Linked DNA regions of Mus musculus: region 1 is linked to region 2. Evidence: chromatin loops called from intact Hi-C (ENCODE). Cell type or tissue: heart. All regions are shown on one strand.

Evidence for each region. Peaks named below come from ENCODE experiments on the same cell type or tissue, not always from the same donor. Only the 100,000 strongest peaks of a DNase experiment are listed, where the experiment ranks them.
Region 1: a loop joins it to region 2, with 2.9 times the contacts of the local background. A loop is called at or near these places in 3 of 42 quality-filtered maps.

The regions. Positions count from the first base shown.
Region 1 is chr3:146,403,552-146,406,051 of GRCm38, reverse strand. It overlaps Ssx2ip (synovial sarcoma, X 2 interacting protein), which reads right to left and starts at 1,410. Exons shown (of 14, transcript NM_001355661.1): 1 at 1,117-1,410. In heart, no CTCF peak of the experiment used is centred here; a DNase peak (open chromatin) is centred at 1,471; H3K4me3 peaks cover 2,152 bases; H3K27ac peaks cover 2,201 bases.
Region 2 is chr3:145,941,092-145,943,591 of GRCm38, reverse strand. All of the region lies in intron 2 of 2410004B18Rik (RIKEN cDNA 2410004B18 gene), which reads right to left. Among named protein-coding and RNA genes, the nearest start is that of 2410004B18Rik, 4.3 kb to the right of the region's middle. In heart, a CTCF peak has its summit at 1,443 (motif pointing left); a DNase peak (open chromatin) is centred at 1,454.

The DNA of each region.
Region 1 (2,500 bases), 460 kb before region 2:
TCTTGTCACAAGGCTCAAGTGTGTCATGGATCGAGTTTCACATTTCATCCTGGAGTGGCCCGGCCCCAGCAGTTATCTCCAAGCTGCTGTGGCCCTGTTACTTAATCCCTGGACCTATTATCTTCCCTGTACAGATGGAGAACAAGAAGGAAAGGAAGGGTGTAAAATGACAGGCTGTAGGGGCCCCAACAGTTACCAAAGAAAACGCCCCGGTTTGAATTCTATCCATTCCTAATCCTCTCAGAGAGCCACTTTGTACGAGGAACTTCTGTGCACACCGGGCAGGACAAAGTGTCGACTGGGAGCACAGCTTTTCTTGTTTAGTTTGAATGAACACTCTAAGCTTCGTGGGCCCACAGGCTCTTGGGGAGTAAGGAGATTGGATGGCTTAAGTTTTGCTAGCTGGATCGACGGTTTTGAATTTTATCCAGCCTCGTAAATGTGTCACGTCATATACAGACCTTTCCGTTCAAGATCAAATTTGGGACTAGAAAGGTTTTCCTCCGGAACCTTGCGGGCTCCATGGTAGCACTATTTTCAGCTAACTCCAGGCCTGGACTCTAAACTGAATTGAAGCAAATATCAAATCCAGAAGGCTCTCATCCTTGGGCTCCACCTTTCATCCAGCCTGGATTCTAGAAGAAACTCCCGGCTCTCACAACTGCATCGGCGTGGCTGGTTATGAATCTGACACGCAGGACTAAGGAGCCTGAACTGTGGGTATTAATGTAAAGATTCCTCTACTGGTGCTGATGGGGAATTATTGGGCAAGTTTTATTTCCTGGGCCCAGGTGACTTGCATAACCCAGCAATCTGCACCAGGAGAAATATGTGCTGACCCGGACAGAGCTCACCATTTACGCACTCTACACCACTGGAAAATCCGGGGCCAAATAATTTCTCAAACAAGCCTGCCCCTGCGATGATGTAAGTTCTTCCCCTAAACGTGGGGCTGGACCACTATGAGCCACCTACCCCTGCAGCAGCGGCAGACCTCACTCGCTAAGTCCTGCGGCAGCCTCGGAGGACTCGCCAAGCCCGCGCGGTCGGGCCAAAGGGACCCCGCGCGCGCCCGCGCCGCATCCCGAAAGGGCGCGGGGCCCCCCCAGCACCTACCTCGCACTTTCCGCTGCAGGCGGCGGGCAGCAACGCTCTCCAACCGCTGCAACGGCCGCGACGAGCCCGCCCAGAGTCGGCCCCGGTGCCTGCGTCCACGTCCAGCCCGGTGCCCTCCTCCCCGCCTGCGCGTCACAATCCCGCCGCTCACCGTCACGGCTCCGGGAGCGGCTCACGCCTCCCGCAGCCCGCGGGCCCGCACCCGCGGCGGCACGCAGCGGCTCCGCGCAGCCTCCAGCCCGCCCGGTCCGCCCGGCCCGCCTCTCGCCGCTTTCCTCGGCGGGCGCCCATCCCACCCCGCCCCGCGCTGGCGCCGCCCATTGGCTCCGCCGGTTGCCAGGCGACGAACAACCGCGGCCCGCATTGGTCCAGCGAGGACTAGCCTCCGACAACCCCCAGCAGACGCCAAGCCGCTCTCCCCCGCGCAGCTGCGGCTACCGCACCTGTTACACCCGGGGTCACCCGGCCGCTGCTCCCCGCCCCCAGCTCTCCACGGGGACAAGAGGAGGGTCCTAGCCGCTTTAGAGCCGGGCCTCTGAGGCCACCCCTGAACCCCAATGCTCTCTGGAGAACCAGGTGCGCTCCCCAGAACGGAGAGACACCGGGGCATTCCAGAATTAGGTCAGGCCCTGGAGAAGGAAGGTAGTGGCCTCTGGAATCAATGCGCCAATGCACAGAAATCCGTGTAAAACCAGGGCCAGGGTAGTGCGCGTGAAACCCCGAGTTCATTCCTCAGGACTGCACAGAACGCATGTGAGGGTCTGTGATCCGGCAGAATTGAAGTACAAGGTCATTGGCAGCTTGAGGCTAGCCTGGGCGTTATGAGAGAAGCTCAAGTAGTGAATAAAACAAACTAAGGCAAAGGAAGGGACCTAGGGAGGAGACAGCTGGAAAGGGAAACTAAGAAAAGGTACTTGTGAACTAGACCTTGATGAAAAACTCCCTAGGCCCTCTCCATGAGTGCCAAGAAAATGTAGGACAGTGGCAATTGGCCAAATCCACTTGCCTCTCCCTACTATTTTCACCTAAAGTTCCCCTGGGAAAGGAAAATGGAGAAACCTTAGTAAAGGGTAGGGTGGTGGGGTTCTAGCAAGCTGTTTACTCAAGAGGAAAAAAAAAAAGAGGTTTGGGGTTAAGTGGCTCCTGTGAGAACAAAACATCGTAAAAGGAACACAAGAAATACACCACTGCCACAGAAGAACAAGACAGAGAGGAACAAGGACTACACATGCCCACAGTGCTAGGTAGAAGATCAGAGTGCAGAAATGAACAATGGATTTGAAGGAGATTGGATGCTAAATACAGGTAGCAAGGATACATCATTACAAAGGCGCTTTGGAGCACAGTGCCAGTGAGAAATTACTGCCAATGACTGTCTTACTCT
Region 2 (2,500 bases):
AGGCAAGTTAATAATGTCGTCGCATAAGATATTTTGGTGAAAATCAGCTTTTTCTGAAACACTCACTCCGCAAACTCTCCAGCACAAACAGTACATCCATTTAGATACAGTCCATACTTCACAGCATAGAGCACTGCTCCTTCTACAAAGCATGCATCTTCTAGCCGTGCCGAGTAACCACCAGCGTGACTTGTCCTCTCAGATTTCACCTCCAGTCTTATGATTATTAACCCACCACACAAGTGGAGGTTCAGACAACCTCGCAGGTGTCTGCTCTAATTCTGGACCAGTCCTCCTAGGAGGTCAGAACATCCTAATGGCAACAGAATAAGCAGGCTCCACCTTCAAGTTAAGGGAAAGTTGGATGAAGGAAGACTACTGAACTATACAGTAAACAGCACCCACTGCCCCACACAGTCATTGTCTGCGGACACAGAAAATTTCCATTAATAAAAATGTCAATTCTGACAAAGCAGACCTTTTCATCCTATTAAAAACAAAAACCCAAGCACTTTATTTAAGTGGTTCAGTAAACACAGGCAGCTGCAGCGGATTAGCTGCTAATTCCCATCTCCCTTAATGAATGTGTGCTGTAAAGAATCCCAGCCAAAGCTGGGTGGTGGTATGTCTCAAATCCAGGAGGATGAGACAGGAGAACTGCTATCAGCTTGGGGCCAGCCTGGGCTTTATAGCAACTGCATCCCACCTCAGAAGAACTCTATATACATAAACATAACTTCTGACTTCCCTACTTCCACAGAGCAGGGACTAAATCCACCCTAGCCTATGCCTTTCAGACAACCGCTCTATACTAAACACCCTTAGCTGTCTTTGACTTTATCCCCCATCCCCTTCCTTCCTATGTCACGCAGACTTGCCTGATTTTATAATCTCCCTGCCTCGAGCCTTCTAGGTACTAAGTTGACAGACATGAGCCTCCATGTTGGCTTAAGTTTACTTTTTGATGAACATGATACCCAAAGCCCAACAGGTATAATATGGTGACATATAAACGATTTTGATTTTAAGATGCCTTCATATTTAAAATTGCTAAGGTTAACCTAACTGCTAAGGTTAAAGCACAAATTCTGTGAAGAAAATCTGTAACTTAGGCTGGATATGAATGTCTGACACCCCTGCTTCCACTTCCTAAGTTTAGGGATATTGGTGTAAAGCCACTATACCCATTAAAACAATTAGCTAGAGCTTAATTATCAAGTTAACCTTGAAATTATTTTCAGAAACAGTAGTATGAAAAGTTGAAAGCATTTTTGAAGACTTCCATGAAACACATTAACACACATTAGTAAGGGGCATTTCTGCTTTTATTCTGACACTACAGGTAAGTCTACAGATAAAACTGAAACCACATACTACAATTGAGAAAGTGAGTTCCCATGACTGAAGCACGAGGGCTCACACCCTCTAGTGGCACAGTTAGGAACTGCCTTAAACACCAGGGCAGGACAGACAGCTATTGGTTAATAAAGCTATGGCCACCCGAGTTTTACTTATCAACACTTCACAGTTGCTAAAGAAGAAGCACTGTTAGGCAGCGAGGGACAAGGCTTGATTTAACCTCCTCTATATTCTGAACATAAGTAGCAAAAATGACCAGAGGAAGAAGACTATGGGAAGGTAAAATAAAAGCCAGGTAGCTTAATAATTACTTACAAACTATAGGTTAAAAAATGTCAGGGGTTGGAGAGATGGCTCTAGATCAGAATTTGAATTCTCACAGCCTTTGCAAAAAGCCTGATCAGTTAACTCATGTCTGTCATCTCAAAGCTCACATGGCAAGGTGGGAGGCAGAGACAGAATTCCCAGCTCTAAAGCCAGCCTGACATGGCATACATACATGAATGGCAGAGAAAAAGTCAAACAAGGTAGAAGATAAGGCTGACACCCAGGGTGGTCCTCTGGTCTCCACGTTCACATGTGTACAAAGAGGAAATGTCAGGCAAATTAATATTTTCAGCAACTTCCTATGGCACGGGAGTGTGCACTGGCTGAGGATGTGGCTGAGTAGGTCGAGTGTTCGCCTAGCACACAGAAAACCCTAGGTTCAACATCTAGGAGCACAGAATAGAGGGTGGTACAGACGTGTGATCTCAGTTTGAGAGGCAGGGGCAAGAGGATCGGAAGTTCACGGCCATCTGGCTACATAGTGTCAGACCCAATTTCAAAAAAGGAGGGGGGCTATTTATTACAAGAGTTATATTCAGTAACCAACACACAAGTCCAAATTAACAATTTAATATTTATCTATTTTTAATGTGCGTGCCACCCCTGAAACCCCACTTACTTCCTGAGACAAGGTTTCTCTTCTGTCTGGCATTTACCAATTGTTAGACAGGCTGGCCTTCAGGCCCCAAAGGTTCTCCTGCCTCTGCCTCCCTGGGATCAGGATGATAAGCAGGCATCACTACATCAGCATTTGTAGGTAGATCCTGGGATCAAACCCAGGTCCTCAGGCGTGTGAGGACAGCCCTGTAAGACT